2 separate regions of the Homo sapiens genome follow, and region 2 is linked to region 1. A link is an interaction called in ENCODE POLR2A ChIA-PET data of the cell type or tissue named here. Cell type or tissue: IMR-90. All regions are shown on one strand. Links, peaks and the distances in the headings refer to the core of each region. The heading gives the core; the rest is flanking DNA.

Region 1 (8,742 bases), core at 349-8,348:
TGACAACAGACTAATACACATTCCTTATGTGCCTTAGGATTTCCTCTGCCCACTCAGAATTCCCCAAGCCTGGAACAGACCTCTCTGTGGGCCTTGGAAAGGGACACATCTGACCTGCAGGCCCCTCTCCTTCCTGGTCACTCAGGCACTGAGCCTGCCACCGAGGACTCTATTAAAAGAGGAAGTCAGTGGGCAATTACTGAAATTAGTGTCTTGGGGCATGGCCCGCTCCTTTGGAGATGGGAAGGGCTTTCTGGAACAGAATCAGACTCAAGACAGGAAAAAAATGCAGTTGAGAGTGCAGACCTCGCTACTGAGGAGTGGCGGGGAGCAAACAGAATCAGTGGGCCAGCTGCGAGGCCCAGCATGGAGCCCTGCGGGGAAAGGTTAGCTCTGGCCACTTCACCTGTTCACCTGAAACTTTGTATTTCCAAAGTTTCAAATAAAACACTCCACTCCAAGGTAGGAGGAAGAGAAAGACATTATATAAAGTGTCCTCCTCTGCCTGGGCAAGCTCCCCCTGTTGATAAACATATTCCATCCTGCATGTGCAAGGCAGGGACACACACAGCCCAATGTGGCTGGCAGGGGATGCACCAGATGCCAAGATGGTCCCAACAGAAGGCCGGCCGTGCAGAGCACACACTGGTGGGTCCCAGGGTCTGTGACAGTCTGAGGAGGAAGAAGGGTCTGTTTGGCTGGGAGGCATCTTCCGTGCTCAGTCTTCGGTGGCTTTTCTTCCGGTCCAGAGCCAGGAAGCTGAGTGACAGGAACTCTGGCGTGTAGAGCTTCCTGAGGCCCTGGGAACACTCTGGTAATCAGGAGCCCAAGCAGACAGCAGCTACAGGAGGCCCAGGAAGATGCCCCTGGCACTAGGGTAGACCAGTTTCAGGTAGCAGGGGTAGAGATGTGGAGCTGAAGGCACCAAATCCTGGAGAATCTCACAGACTGAGAGCCAGCAGCTGGAATGCCAGGAGAGCTGGCCAAGAGGACACAGGTTCATGGAGCAAGTGAACCAGAAAGTGGAGCAAGCCAGGTGGGTTTGCAGCTCCAGGCAGCTCCAGGCCAGGTGCAGAACCAGAGCGTAGACGCAGGGCTTCCTGGGCAGCGGTCAGGAAGAGGCACGTCTGCAGAAACAGCTTATAACCCATCAACATGCAGGGCAGAAACAGTAGAAGGAAGGACAGCACCCTTTAAGGCCCAGAACCTCAAGCAAAAGATGGGGTGTTACTGAGCACAGGAGCATACACAGCCAGGTAAGGAGACCAGGGGCCAAGAATAAGCAGCAGACCCCTCTCAGGAGGACCCCACTCGGCACAGTCAGGGTCACCAACCTTCAAGGGCAGAAGGCCATCCAGTTCAGCTCCACGAGCCACCTGGTCAGCCAGGTCAGCCCACATCATTCAACTCTGCTTGTGTCTGTGCTCAGCACCGAGTGGGGGCTTCACAAATATTTACTAAGCAAATGGACTGACATCTGTCTCCTTAAAGCATCCACCTACAGAGCCTCATTTTCCCCCAAGGAGATCACACAAAACCAGATCTGATATGATATATTATCTATATACACACAAATAGCATATGATATGTGATGTGATATAATGTCATTTATGACATAATGTGATATGATGTGATCCATTAAGAAATACGAAAGACAGTTATATGACGTGTGATATATAATATGTGATATGTTATATGGTAGATTATGTGATATGTGATATATGTGATATATATTACATGAAACATGATGTGGCATGTAACATATGACATATGATATACAAGTGATACATGATGTAAGGTGATGTATGATGTCATCTGAGATGCAACATACAATATATATGATATGCTGTGATAACATCCCATCCTTTCAGAGAACAGGTGATGGTCATCACTTCTAAGTCTTCTCCACGCCAGGCATCTTTCCTTCCTTCCTGCTTCTGCCCAGCATCTCCTCCAGCCAGGCTGCTTTTCTCTGGGGCAATGGCTCTCTGTTAGGCTGTGTACTGAGGTCAGCTGAGGGGGCTTTTCCACTCTCAGTCCTAGATCACACTCCAGACCAGCCACCTCGGGCTCTTGAGGTGGAGCTACCATCAGGGACTTTGGTTTTCACAGGCAACTCTGACATGAAGCCGTGTTGGTGAACCGCTGCCCCACAGGGCTCGGCTTTGCTCATGTGTCCGACACACAGGTGCCAGAAGTGGGCACAATGCTTGAGGTACCAGCCTCCTCCCAACCGCCTCCTTCCAGTCACACTGTCTGCAGGAGCACTGCATGGGGCAGCCCACGAGGCAGTGATGGGGCAAAGGGAGCCAGCAGTCTCGCCCCATCTCTCAGCCTAGCTGGGTGGGGTGTTTGCCTGTGCATCCTTTCACCTGCAACTACCCATCATCTCCCTACAAAATTCTTATGCTACTACTTTTCCGCTCCAGGTATGAAGCTATGCCCCAATCCCTGTTGGCCCCATCTCATTGGAGCATACCCACCTCTCCACATTTTGAGATGTTTGTTTGGATCTACACTCCATACATTAGCTCAGCCTTCCAGCTCCACACCTTCCCTAACTTGACAAAAACATCTGTGTCTTCATCCCAGTCTCTGATAAGGACAATGACAACATAAGACTGACCAAGAAATGGGCAGGCCTGGCCTCACAGGTGTAATATTCATTCCATGAAGACTCACCTGCCCCGATCCCAAGCCTGTCTCCCCACACAGAGAGCATCTGAGACCCAGTTACCTTGCTGAGTGAAGAGAAACACACATATTTACTTCCTTTTAATAGAGAATTCAGCTAGATTGGGGCCAAACCTTTCTGTATGTCTTATCTGGCTAAGCTAAAGACTAATTTATTTTTGTATGACTCATGCATACCTGACAATATGCAGGATTCCTGTGGACAAAGAAATACAGCCACACACGAAATGTAAAGGCAGGGAATCACGGAAGCATCCTTTCATGCTTTCCTGAACCCAGCATCCTCCTAATGCTGGCATCATTCTCTGCAGCCTCAGACAGACCCATCAGGACAAAGCGAGACCCTGAGAGGGGAGCCCACATGGGGCAGAAGGTGGCTCAGCTTCTAGGATTTCAATGTGTAGATGCCCCAGGCCACTCCTCTCAGCCCCACGGGGTACTTACGTGATGGTATCAATCATGTCGAGTCCCATCTCCACACAGCAGTGGGCATGGTCAGTCTTGGGCTGGGTGAGGCCCGACACGCAGTAGTAGCAGTCCCCGAGAATCTTGATGCGGCGACAGTGGTTCTCCTTCAGGGAAGGGCAAGGCACATGGTAAGAGACAGCGCTACAGAGGCTGTGAGCGCCACTGCTGGCTCCACCACCTCTAGACACTGGTGGCCACAGAGCGCTGGCAAGACATGCTGCACCTGGGCCACCACCTTCCCGCCCAGGCCACACCCTTGCGTGGTCAGCACAGTCTTGAGGGCTGGGACCAGGCTCACATTGATCTCCTTCTCCCTTTCCCCATACCTCGCTCATGGCCTCTTTCCCCTTCGGGGGTCCATCCCTCCTGTCTGCTTCACTGAGCCAACCCTACAGGATGATCATTCAAGGTCCGGCTGGAATGCCATCTCCATGGGGCATCTTCCCCAACTCCCTTTATTCCCACGGCACCTCCCTTAACCGCCATGCAGACCATCACGGACAGCCCTCTGGAATGTGCTAGATTCCCCCCAGCAGCTGCTTCTCCCCAGGAAGGGTGGACCTCTCACCCATCTGGGTGTCCCTGGGGCTTCTGACCTCCCCACCCACAGGGCACACTCCCAGGAGGCAGAAGGCACTGGCCAAAGCTGAATGTCCATCTGCTCGTCTGTACAGTGGTATGAATAGGAACAGCAGCACCAGCCTCACAGGGCACATGGAAGGTGGAGAGAGTTAACTCTAAGACCCTGTATTGTCTTACTTGGATCAATCAGTGTCAACTGGGATTATCATCACGACTGTTGTGTTTATTTCAGGGACAACATTAAAACAGCAGCTCTAAAACATTTCCATTTCAGGACCCCTTTATGTCTTGAAATCACTAAGGACTCACTAAAAACTAAAACTTTTTGTGTAGGTGGGTTATAGCTACTGATATTTAACAATAAGAATTTTTTCATGTACAAATGCATTTAAAATAATAATGAATCCACTGCATGTTAACATAAATAACATTTTATGAAAAATCACGACATTTCCCCAAACAAAAGACAATGAGTGAGAAGCACAGTATTGCAGTCCACTTCTGTGAGCCTCTGTGGTGCCGTCATCTCCAGGGCAGACAGTGGATTCTGTGACCCACTTCTGCATCCAGCCTTCGTGCTGTGCTATCTCTGCAGATGCCCGTGAAGGAACCAGCCTCACACAAGCACAGTGCTGGATGAGGAAGGACCTCACAAGTCCCCTGAAATGGTCTTATAAGGCCACAGAACTCCTTCAGCCACTCTGAGAACACATCGGTGGCTTATATTTAATGTGATCCTTTGGTTTCTTACAAATGACTGGGGCCCTGCAGGTCCTGTCGAATGCTGAGTTAACACAAGTGCATTTGGAATGAGAATCATCAGCTCTCATGACCCCTGTGCTCATCTGTGCCCCACATTCTTAGAGAAAAGGAACCATGGCCAGCACAGAGTGAGTCAGGACAGGGACAGGCCACACCGACCGCTGGGAGCCCCAGTTCCCAGGCTGAGCAGGGATTGGCCTAGCAGCTGAATGGCCTGTCCATGGAAGTATCTTCCCAGAGCTGAGCAGACAGCTGATGACCCTGCTGTTGTCCTGAGCTGCCCTCAGGCCTGGCGTTGCAGGGACCTTGAGAGATGGCCCTGGCCACCGCCCAGCATCAGAGGAGGGGGCGCTGTTGGGCATACAGTTGGCTCTCTGCCCAGCTCCTTCCACCACTGAGCCTCCCTCAGCACTCCAAGACCATGGACGGGAGAAAAGGGGAGGAGGTGATCAGAGATTTCAGTCTGTGAGATGGACACTGAGGCCAGCCTTGTAAAGCCCAGGGTCCAAGTCTGCTCTGTGAGGGCCCGGCAGGCTCCTCCTGCTGACAGGGAGCTGGTCACAGAGAGGCTGGTGACAGTACAAAGACATCCAGGGTCTGGCCACTTAGGGTCCCTTCCATCTCTGCATGACTGTGACAACTACTTAGCCCTTAGAACCCTGGCCTCCTCATCTGCAGAAGGGGGCCTTCCCACCTGCCCTCATCCCCCAGCAGGCTGAGCTGCAGCTGACATGAGCCTGTGGCAGGGGCCCGGGAGCATGAGTTCAGAGCTGGGTAGGTAGGTCCACTCCACCCAAGGGCAGGCTGCTTGGCCCCACAGTGCTGTTTCCCAGGTGTCCAAATGTTTCAAAGGGGTCAGGATATGCCTGCTTGGAGGACCAGTGATGATCTGGGCAAGGGTCTCTGTGCAGTGGCTGGCACCATGGTTACTGTCACTGCAGCAATGACATGGCCTGGAACCACAGTCAGTGCTCACAGAAAGGACCGTGTCCTGTCCCAGGGAAGGTACAGCCAAGAGGCCACAAAAGTGACCTGGACACATGGTTGCTGCCTGGTTCCAGTGCCAGCCCCTCAGGGCCCAGCTTGAATGACCATTCACTGGACTCCAGCGTGGGCTGCCAGCGCCAGTCTCTGTCCTGCAAAACTGAAGGCAGGACCCCTCAGGGACTCACCAGGGATGCGACCGGACAGCCTTCTCAAGCCATACTCACCAGAGCCTCCAGGCCCACAGTCAGCTCTGGGCTCTCTCCTGGGACACTACCCTGTCCCCATTGGCACTGCCCTGGTGTGCTCTGTGCATTCAGGCCTGCTTCCAAACATCCCCCAAATGTCCCCAACGGTCAGACACAGGCCTGAATGCACAGGGCTTGCCAGGAAGGGGAAGCGGCCACACCTCATACTCAGGCTTCCTCCACCCAGCCCTTGCCACCTCCCACCCCCTCCCTGAGATTAGAAACCCCGTGAGCACTCACAACCTGTGATGATAGCCCTGACACATCAGGATTTCTTCTCAGAGGCCCAAATGAGGGCTCAAGACCCCTCTGGGAGCCCACAAGAGCCACAATGCCCACTGGCTGCTGGAACTCTTCTTGCACATGGTTTTGGGAGGGTCACCAATCCCCAACTCTAAGGACCTGTGCTCTGGACGTCAAGGACTTTGAGGGTGATGTGGGTCCCTGATCATCCCTGCATCTCATGTGCGTGAGTGGACTCAGGGATTGTGGGCAACTGCTAGTGTCCCTGCCCCCACCTCAGCTCTGAGCTGTGTTCCCAGCATCCTTCCAGGGTCCCGTGGTTACCAGGGCCTCCTGGTCATCTCTGTGAGTCCAGAACAAGCCTATCCCTGGAGTGGGACAGGTGTGCAGGACAAGGCTGCTGAAGGGATGAGTGTGCATGAGTGAACAGGCCAGTCAGATCTGATGGTAGCAGGGCCTCCAGGGTAAAAGGCAAAGGTGGGGCCTGTCAGTACAGCTGCTCCAAACAGCCCACCCTGTCAACCCAACTATCCTATTTGACACCAAGACTTGGCATGGCCACCGCAGAAAAGGACATTGCTGTGGGGCTGGCTGGGGTGGAATCTTCAATTACCATCCCTACAGGAGTCCTATGTAAAAGGAGGCATAAATAGCACACGGGAATGAAGGCTAAAGAGATGCCCACGGAGCCTCAAGTGTGACCGTCACTGCATGGTGTGGGCGAGCTGTGAGTGGGGAGAACCTATCTCTGCATGAGGACCAAGGGCAAAGCCATCTAGCACAGGCTATCCACATGCACATGGTCATGTGGCAAGGCCTTACAAGCAGATGAGGGCTTGTGTATTCTAAAGAAATTGTCCAGAACACTTGTCTTTAGAACAGCAATCCTCTCCTAGAACCTGGGCAACTCATACCATACACACATGTGTGCACATATCCAGCTCACTCAGCATCACACATGAGTCTCTGGAAACTGTTCTGAGATGCAAAGCTGAGAACCCTCCTGGGCCCTCATGGCATCCCTTTCCCACCCACCTCCACCACGCTGGCACTAGTGGAGACAGCTTAGGACAAATGTTGAATATATTGCTTTATTTTGTCTTTAATCTCAGAGGCCCTGGCTTTTGTTAGCAAGCTTAAGAGATCAAAAAAGGTATTTCTAATTGGTTTTAGTGTTTCTGATTTTAGACTCTTTTGTATAAATATGGAAAGTCAGCACCTAGAGTCCACTGCAATAAAGCACCACAGGAAGTGTTGTGTCTCCTCCAAAAGAAGAAAGAAGAAGATGAGATGGAGGGTTGGCAGGGGCTCAGAGGCATGTTCAGCCCTAAGGGACAAGAGCTGCCCCCTCCCTCCCAGGCTTGAAAGGGACAGGACTACAGGCAGGTGACATGACAACAGAAGCTTCTCAGTATAACAGAGCCACTGCAGGAGAATCCAGATAGGAAAGTCTCCTGATTTGCTCCAGGTATGGCCTAAAGAGCTGCGGCCAGCTTGCAGACAGTCTGGGCCCATCATGGCCTTGACTGAGCAGGCAGCCACAGAGAAGGGTCTAGAACAAAAAGGGCTCACATAGGCCAGTGCACTCTGACCCTGCCCAGCCCCAGGACCCGTCCCAGAAGGGCACAGAGGTAACGTCTAGAAGAAAGCAGAGAGTCAGTGGCTCAGGAAGATCCACTGCCAATTCCAGAGCTCTGACATGCCCAGGCCGCTCTAGGGCCAGCTCTAAAACAGTAGAGTCCAGAGAGGTCATGGACTCGCACACTGCATCCCAATTCTAAGAAAACAGATACCTGGGAGAAGGAGAGGATGAAAAGCCTGAATCAATCCAGTTTTTGCCCGAAAGTGACTGCATCCAAAACCCAAACTGGCCAAGTCCAATTAACTTTGTAAGACTGGAGTGTTTGGCTATCAGTGGAAGAACGAAATAAGAAATTTTAGAAAACCCTAGAGGAAGCTTCCTGCTACAGAGATAGCGCAGAAGAGCTGAAACACAAGAACTCTGCAGACACCTGTTCATCAACAGGATCAAATCAGGTCCCCGGAAGCCTCCCTGCCTCAGGGGAGGACTGAGGAATCAGCGTGCCCTGTTGGGAAGCACTCTCCAGGAACAGTTTCACAGTGCATGCACTACCAGCATCAAAAAGAAACCAAAAGGAACCATGGAGGGGCAAGGGGAAACCCAGCACAAACATCTAACTACACGCACGGGAGGAACAGTGAGCAAGGGAGGGGTCTCTCCATGTACCTCGACTTCGGTTTTTTACTGTGGAACTGAACCATGCAATTATTTTATGTGCCTAAAAAGAAAAATTAAAAACAGTTATACCTAAAAGATCAAAACCAAAATGAAATAAACCTGTTACCAGCATGACCACAGAGAGAAGAATTATTTCGAGCGATGAGAAAATGCATATTTGACTGTATGTCTGGTAGAATATAATGCAAGGACAAAAATAACCACAAAGAAATCTCCAATTGCATTCAGCAGACTTATTGTTGAAAATAATATTGGCAATGTTATTTTGAGCCTACTATATATGGAAAGATGAAATAAATAATATTACTGTCATTAGAATTTTCAGCATCACCAAAAAGATACAAATATAAAAATCCAAGGAGTGAAGTGAATTGGAAATATCAATATAAACTCATAATTTATTTTTATTTTCCTAAAAAAAAAATCCTATCTCAATGCCCTAAAAAGCCTCGGACCAATTACAACCCAGATTATGGTGTTGAAAAACCATTTCCCACTGAA
Region 2 (8,742 bases), core at 440-8,439, 450 kb after region 1:
ACCTATCATATCCACAGTAACACTGAAGAACGAAAAGCAGAGAGACCGAGTCAGGGAGGAGCAGGGGCTGGGTGCGGTTTGGTTTTCTCTGGCCATTTTAACTCCCAAGAGCCCTGAGGAGCCTCTGCCCCAACAGGCATGCCCTGAGGCTTCATACACATTTACCTCTTGATGGGTCTGGGGAGAGACATTTGCTTTCATTATCCTTGGGTAATATTCTGAGTGCTGCTTTTAGTTTCTATTTCTCTTGTATAGAGTCTAGTTTCCAAGAAAGCCTGCAGAACTTTCTGAGTCTTTAGTTTCTGCATATGGTTGCTGTTCATAAGTACACTTCATCCTGAACTGGAAAGTCTGATGATGCAATCTTCAACCGTCTTTCCTTAGCTGGAAAAGACACAAGGCTTGGAATTCAGTTTGATTATTTGTGAAACCACTCCCCTTGCTTTCCAAGTTTCCTTCTTTCTCAAGCCAAATATTGGACAGAGAGTTCTTATAACAGCTTTGGCCACTCTATACTGTCCTGAGCCTCAACCTCCCTATCCCTGGGGAGAAAAGTATACCCTGAACCAGAGCTGGGACCTTCAGGGACAGACACATCAGTGTTCTCCTGCTGCCTCTTTTGGAATAGAGTGTCAGACTAGGGTCCCTAGCCAAGATTTTCCTCTCCTCCTGAGACCTATGTGGATCCCTGTTCCCATGAGTGGGCTGCTGCTGCCCCTGGACAGTGGGGCTTTGAGAGAGCTCTGGGTTGCGGCACCTGGCCCTACATGGGCAGACCCCAGACACTAGGAATGACAGCAGCCAAGCCAGAGCGGCACGCCTTGGCCAGAAGTTGCTCTGGAACAAGCATTATGGAGTGCCAATCAATAAAGGGCGGGAACACTGATATTGCCCGCCCAATCTGGGCACCAGAATCTCGCCTGTAGCCATCAGACAGGACCCATCCTTCCTGACCAAGCTTCCAGACACTTCCTGGAAGAGCTCTTTAATTTGGCTCAAATGAAAACAACAAAAATGTTCCCCGTACAAATCCATGCTGTGAACTGAGCTCTATGCAGTTTACCACACACAGTTAACGTAACCAAGATTATTTTCAAAAACCACAGGAAAGGTAGAGTGAGATTTCTCCCCTATCAGAGTCACTGGAACACAACACCAGCCATGACTACAGAACTGCGTGGGTCCAATCCAGTGGGAATTCCTCTTCTGGCCTCCCCTCCTTCTTGTTGTTCTCATTCCCTGCTTGTCGGTGCTATGTTTGGGTCTCCTTCCATCAGCTCCTCATGGTCTGCAGACCACTTAGAGCGTTTACACCGCAGTGGCCCCGAGTTTTCTGTAAGCACCAAAGTCTGACCTGCTGACACCTGAAAAGGCTGTTTTGTGCTGAGGCCCAAAATGCCACTTGCTGATTATTCATCCCCCAGAGGACAAGATTAGGTGACAAAAGTTTAGGGAGAACTACAGCTTCCTTATCATTTTACCATGTCTATATATTGCTTTAAAATTTAAAAATAACTTACTTAAGAAGAACAGATGGGAGCAGATGGGGACGTCCACATTGCCTCTGAAAGTCACTTTCATGTATTCCTCAGATGCTCATCGACCGCCCACAAGCCAAGCTTGTCCAGGTTCAGAGATGGATCAGACACAGTCTCCAGGCATCTTCCTCACAGGCAGCTCATCACAGGAGTCCCTGCCTGGATGGAGGCTGTGCGGGATGTCGGGGGAGGGTCCCCCTGGTGGGGAAACAGCAGGTGGGGCTGCAGGGAGGGGGAAGGCTTGAGTGAAGGCTCTGGGGAGGAGGAGGCCTGGGGCCTGCAGGGCCTGGGTGACCAGAAGCACCAGGTAGCCGGAGGAGCTGGTGCTGCTGGGGCTGGGAGAGCAGAGACAGAAGGCACAGGCACCAGCACCTTGTCCAGTTGACGCCATAAATCCAGGACATCTAAGCACAGGAGTGCCTTGGCCACCCCATGATATATGGGTGAGCTGCTGGGGCCATTCTCTGCTTCAGCCAAAGGCACAGGCAAGGAGCCAGGCCCTGGACCTGTGGAGCCGGAGAACTCCTTACACCACTGCTGCCCATCCTCCTTCCAGGACACTGCCCCATGCACCCCATGACACCTGAGCTCATGTACCCCCCTGATATCAACATCTAAGGCATCACCCAGCAGAGACTGGACACCACACTCCCCACTCCCCTGACCCACCATAAGCCAATGTCCTGAAGTGCAAAAATGTCCTAAAATGGCTTTTCTTTGAGGGCTTATTTAGACCATGCCTTTCCATCCCAAACAGGGACTTTTTAAAAAATCATAATAGATTTAAAGATATGGTGTTGGTAAGTCCCTGGACTTCCCTCGGCCCCAGTTTCCACCTCCCCATCTATAGCGTCCTTAGAAGTAGGGTGGAATCTACCAGTAATCAAAAAATGTCCTTCCAGCTCTGACAATTTGGGATTCATTGGTGTTGAGGAAGCAGCAGATTGTCTTTTTAGATGGGGCCCAGCCCATCTTACCTCTCAGACAACTCAAGGGTTCCAACTGGAGCTCACAGGATGAGAGGCAGCATGTCCCCAATAAGCCAGGGAGACTGAGGGCTGCCCACTGCCCTCCTGAGAGAAGGAGGGTCCCTGAAGAGGTTCACAAGTCCAGGCTTCCACTCAGTAACAAGAGCAAGTACAGTAGCCACACAGATACTCACCTTTGAACTGGTGATGGAGATGAATATTCTGCTCTAAACTGAATACCAGACCAGGCACAGTGGCTCCCACCTCTAATCCCAGCACTTTGGGAAGCCGAGGCTAGTGGATTGGTTAAGCCCAGGAGTTTGAGACCAGCCTGGCCAACATGGTGAAACTCCATCTCTACTAAATATATAAAAATTAGCTGGGCATGGTGGCATGCACCTGTAGTCCAAGCTACTCCGGAGGCTGAGATGGGAGGATCACCTTAGCCAGGAGGTCAAGGCTGCAGTGAGCAGTGATTGTGCCACTGCACTCCAGTCCATGGTTGGGAAAAGCTAACCTAGAAGACTTAAATGATATGAGAAAAGAGGCCATGTGTTTTAGAGAAATAGTCCTGCCCTGGAAGATAGGGCACCAGGAGCAAAGTTCAAATCTGCCTGGGCCTAAAGTGGAGAGAGCCCTGCCTATTGAAACCACCTTTGCAGAATTGTAAGTAAAGAGAGAAATCTAACACGAATGACTCCATCTTGCTTCTAACCTCACAGGCTAAATTGGTTTGTTTGATTGTTTGTTTGCTTGTTTTGCTTCTTGTCATGCAGAGGCCAAGATAACTATGAGAAGAATTTCGTTTATAGTTAAATTTGAGGCAAGGGAAACTGATCCTCCTCCTTGTTTAGAGACTGAAGCTGCATCCGTACGACAAGATTAGAATTATGGTAGGGGATTGAACTTTGCTAAAGAATAGTCATCATTAACAATGACCTGCCATTGCTTAGTTTGTTTTTCTACAGGTTGCTTCCTGCCCCAGAGTCACACAACGAGGGGTTGCAAGATTTCTAACTTCTCCAGGTACTCCTATAGAGAACATCACTATTGTGAAACCTAAAGAATCACTCTTAAGCCGGGAGCTGTGGCTCATACTTGTAATCCCAGCACTTTGGGAGGCCAAGACAGGTGGAGCACCGGAGGTCAGGAGGTGGAGACCAGCCTGGCCAACACAGTGAAACCCCGCCTCTACTAAAAATACAAAAATTAGTCGGGTGTGGTGGCACAAGCCTGTAATCCCAGCTACTCAGGAGGCTGAGGCAGGAGAATCACTTGAACCCAGGAGGCAGAGGTTGCAGTGGGCCAAGATTGCCCCACTGCACTCCAGCCTGGGCAACAGAGCAAGACACTGTCTCAAAAAAAAAAAAAAATTGCTCTTTGAGATAGTTTTCAGATTTAGCATTTCAGTAGACAAAGAGACACCTCCTGGTCCAGAGACCACCTTCCCTCCTGGGAAATGACTCAGCTGCACAAAGACAGTTTTAGCTGCCCCTGTGATTTCATCCCCAGCCAATCAATTGTCTCAGTTCTCCAGCCCTCTGCCTGCCAAAGTACCCTTAAAAAACCCTAGCCTCTGAATTCTCAGAGAGGCAGGTTTGAGAAGTTTCTCCCGTTCTCCTCGCTTGGCTGGCCCTGAGATTATTAAACTCTTTCTTTGCTGCAACCCCTGCTGTTCTCATTGGTTTTTTCAGGACAGCAGGCAAGAAGGACCCATTGGGCTCTGACACTATCTCACAGGGTTGGGAGAAGGGATCCCAAACAGAAAACTCATGCAGCTTTCTACCCACAAACGTTTACTGAGCACCTACTTTGTGTATTATACTCATTGCTGGAAATACAGAAATTAATCCCTCCAGAAGCTCACCCTCTAGCAGGCTCTGCCTTTGCCTCTTAAGAGTTTAGTGGCCTTGGGCAAATGGCAGCCTCATCATAGAAATGGAGGTAAGAGTAGAAACCTACCTTCTAAAGTTCTGTGAGGATTTAGGGAGTGAAAGTTTGCACAGCATGCCAGGAGCTCACCGCGGGCTGCTATGACCATCAGTGGGAATGACAGATGTTATCAACAGGTCCTTACAAGGGCTGACAGAATGTGTTGAGATGGAGCTGAGAGCCCTGAGAAGAAGGAGGGGTCTCCATGGAGGGCACAGGGGACACTTTGAGGGGGACTCTTTGAGGAGTTAAAACAAGAGAGGGGAATAGATACCATGTGTGGAGACCAGGCATGAGAGAGCACCCAAGTGTATGAGGTGAGAAGGGTCGTAAGGCTGGAGTTGGCCAGGGCGGTGTGGAGAGGAAGACTGGGCAGGTCATGGAGGACTCTGGACCATGCTCAGGCTATGGACTTCTCTTTGGAGGCCACTGAGGAGCCGGAGGGAACCTCTACACAGGGTTGTGACATTCTGAGACTTGAGTTTTAGGAAGCCAGCATCAGTTGCAGGTGAAAGATACGTACAAGATGCAGATCTCAGAGCAGGAGATGAGTTAGGAAGTGGAATCTGAGTTACACTCAGGTGGGACACTCTCTGAAAACCTCCCAGAACGTTTTCATTTGTGGTATGCGGGGAGTGGGCAGGAAGTCCCTAAAAAGACAACCGGATTTTTTCTACCTGTGAAGACTCAACTTGTGGGTGGGTGGGTGGGTGGGTTTGTAGAATGCTCATTGACATCACTGGGGCCCAGGTCAGCTGGTGAAGACACTTGATCAGCCCACAGAGACAGGTGCCTGAACCAGGGCCAGTGGGTTTATTCACAGTGACAAATGGGGCTGCCAAATGGCCGTCATGCCAGACCTCAGGCCAGTGCAGCCCATCCTAAGGGAAAGTCTAGGTGCAAGCCAACGCTTCCCAACTCAAGCTGATTGGAGAATGCAAAGCCAAGTCCAGGGAATGGGGGGGGGCCATGGCCACAGCCAGGGTCCTTGAGTGGCTGCCCAATCCTGGAGAGCTCCACCATGGGGATGGGCCTGCAAGTAATCAGCCATCCACTAGTTCCTACAGGCTGTCTCACCCCGAGGCCTCCTACCCTAAAACCCAATGAAGACGACTCCCTTTTCTGTTAACCATAAGGGCATTCCTTTCTGTTTCTACTTTGCTGAGAGTTTATCATAAATGAATGTTGAGTTTAGTTGCCACATCTGTCTGATATTTATCTGAAATTCTCTGAATGTGGTGACTGACACTGATTGACTTTTAAGATAAAACCAACTTTTCATTCCTGGGATCAAACCCACTTGGTTAAGGTGTATTATCCTTCCTATATATTACTAGATGCAATTTGTTAATATTTTGTTAAAGACTTTCACATCTATGTTCATGAAAAATATTGGTCTATAATTTTCTTTTCTTATAATTTCCTTGTCAGGTTTTGGTATCAAAGTTATGCTGGACCCATAAAGTGAATTTAAAAAAAATTCCTCGGCAGGCCACAGTGGTTCATGCCTGTAATCCCAGCACTTTGGGATGACAAAGCATCCAAAATAATAATAATAATAATAATAATAATAATAATAATAATAATAAGATACAAAAACATTCTTTCCTCTTCTGCTGTATTAGTTAAATAATGGTGTTATTTCTTTCTTAAATGTTTGACAGAATTTACCAGTGAAACCATCTGGCTCTGGAGTTTTCTTTCTAGGAAAACTTTTTATTAATTCGATTTCTTTAATACCGGCACCATTCAGATCTACTATTACTTCTTCTTTTTTTTTGAGACAGAGTCTCACTCTGTCTCCCAGGATGGAGTACAGTGGCGCAATCTCAGTTCACAGCAACCTCCACCTCCCAGATTCAAGAGATTCTCCTGCTTCAGCCTCCCAAGTAGCCGGGACTACAGGTGTACCACCATGACCAGCTAATTTTTGTATTTTTAATAGAGATGGGGTTTCACCATGCTAGCCAGGCTGGTAGGCTGGTCTCAAACTCCTGACCTCAGGTGATCTGCTTGCCTCGGTCTCCCAAAGTGCTGGGACTACAGATCTTTAGATAGAGGGTGTTGAGTGATTATCAAAATCAATATCTTTATCCTTACTAGAGACATAGCAATAAGTAAACAAGGGCTCTTTCTTATATGTCTCTAAAAAGAAGCAAATGTCTTCATACCAAAACACAAATCAGCCCCAGAGATGCTATTAATAATACCAGACAGTCTTGCTGGTCTGGCGTAATGAAGGTAGATCTTTGGATATCAAGAGGCATAGATGTTGCCTTCTAGCAATTCTTTATAAATATTGCATCTCTCAGCTACAAGTGGATAGATCTGGAGCTACAGTCAGTTCAAGATTGCTGGTCAGTCAGGGAGCCATATCCCAGACAGTTGGTCAAGCTTATGTCTTGCAGCCAGTGCAAGACAGTCACACATGGTGAGGACAGTCCCCCTCCTCATGCCAAGAAACCTGCAGACAGGGGAAGTGAGGTCTTAAACATGAGCTGCCTGATTCTCTTTGCTGGGCACCCTGAAAACAAATACCGTCCTTTCTCCCACTGCAAACCTTGATGTGAAAGTTTGGCCTCACTGCACTGGGTGAACAGACCCAGTTCAGTTCAATAACACCTCCAGAACTGGACTCATCATTCTGATCTCATGGAACACTCTCATCATTGGTGGTACTGGCTTCAGTTTATTTAGTGGTTTTGTTCTGTAGTTACTTGCTTTTAAGAATGTACTAAGCTCCACTCAGACCAAAGCCAAGTCCCTGCCGTGGTCATCCAGCCCCCCACAGCCTTCCCCATTTCTTTTTTTTTTTTTCTTTTTTCTTTTTTCTTTTTTCTTTTTTGAGATGCAGTTTTGCTCTTGTTGCCCAGGCTAGAGTGCAACGGTGCAATCTCAGCTCACTGCAACCTCCACCCTCTGGGCTCACGCGATTCTGCCTCAGCCTCTCGAGTACCTGGGATTACAGGCATGCACCACCACACCCAACTAATTTTGTATTTTTAGTAGGGACAGGGTTTCACCATATTGGTCAGGCTGGTCTCGAACTCCTGACCTCAGGTGGTCCACCTGCGTCAGCCTCCCAAACTGCTGGGATTACAGGCATGAGCCACCGCACCTGGCCTCCATTTTTTTAATATTTTAGGTTGATTGTAGTTTTTTGTTTTGTTGTTGTTGTTGTTGTTGTTTTACAAGCCAGAATGTGTGGTCCCTCCTGCTATTGGTCCTTTTCTTGGAAGCTGTATCCAAGAATTTACAATGTCAAGAGGAACAGGAATGCACCTTAGGACCTCACTGTGCACCCAGTTCACAGGGATGTACATTCTTTTAATGGGTCCAGCTGGACGCAAGCCCAACTCCTCAGAGGAAGGGAACCTGCATGGAAAGCCGCGCCTCAATAACCACGATGACAATAACCGAGATGTCCTCCCAGAATCAGCACAACGTGGGCACCCAGTAAATATCACCCAACACAGTGATTGAAACTGACTCAGTTCCACCCACATGGAAACCCAAGAATGAACAGAAGCCAGCCTGAGAAAGTCCTCTTGTGTCATACAGCCCTGCTCACCCCTCCACCTAGTTCCTACCACAGCACAGTTCAGTTATGAGTGGACATCACTGTTTCCCCTGCCGGAAGTGAGCCACTTGCAAATGGTAGACAGGTGGATAAATGACAATGAAGAGGTAGTGGCTTTTTAGGAAAAGTCCTCTCACACTCTTAGATAATACAGCTGAGGGCAGATACCAGCTGGCATATGATAAACCACTACCTTGACCTTCAAGCCATGATCTGACCTTCAGACCCTGCTTCACCATTTGGAGCTGTTTACCAAGGAGCTTAATTCCAGCAGAACATCTTCACAGACAAAACCCCCAGAAACGCTGCATTCTCCCAACAAGTTCAACATTACCTGATCATCAGAGATAGCAGTAAATCCTGTTGGGTCATCCTTACCCAGGGGCCAAGAAGATGACATCTTTATGATTTAAGAGAACTAACCTTAAACCATCTTTTTGTCCCTTTTGTACTTGAATACTTTTTACAATAAATGGTACCTTAGATCCATGACTACTGCTGAATAGGACTTGCTGGAACATTGTTCCTAAACCAAGCTTTGTCCCAGAAAAAAAATCATTTCTGAAAAGCTGCAACACAATAAAACATTCTTCAACATTGTTATAAAATTCTCAAGACCCTTACAAATGCACAAATGGGTTCCGGAAGCTTCAAAACTAGATGCCCTGACTACTTTTATTATGATTCAAAAAATGGTATGAAAATACCGCATTGGAGGTAGTTT

What was found. Peaks named below come from ENCODE experiments on the same cell type or tissue, not always from the same donor. Only the 100,000 strongest peaks of a DNase experiment are listed, where the experiment ranks them.
Region 2: POLR2A ChIA-PET joins it to region 1 with 12 read pairs; 2 of 35 experiments call an interaction of 5 or more read pairs at or near these places.

What each region holds. Positions count from the first base shown.
Region 1 is chr7:45,643,194-45,651,935 of GRCh38, reverse strand. It overlaps ADCY1 (adenylate cyclase 1), which reads right to left. Exons shown (of 20, transcript NM_021116.4): 5 at 3,139-3,266. Among named protein-coding and RNA genes, the nearest start is that of ADCY1, 73 kb to the right of the region's middle. RefSeq lists an enhancer at 5,321-6,234. In IMR-90, for the core only: no CTCF peak of the experiment used is centred there; no DNase peak of the experiment used is centred there; H3K27me3 peaks cover 709 bases.
Region 2 is chr7:45,195,777-45,204,518 of GRCh38, reverse strand. LOC124901623 (a long non-coding RNA gene) reads right to left here and starts at 2,818. Exons shown (of 2, transcript XR_007060301.1): 1 at 1,521-2,818; 2 at 1-384. RefSeq lists an enhancer at 147-306. In IMR-90, for the core only: no CTCF peak of the experiment used is centred there; no DNase peak of the experiment used is centred there; H3K27me3 peaks cover 1,076 bases.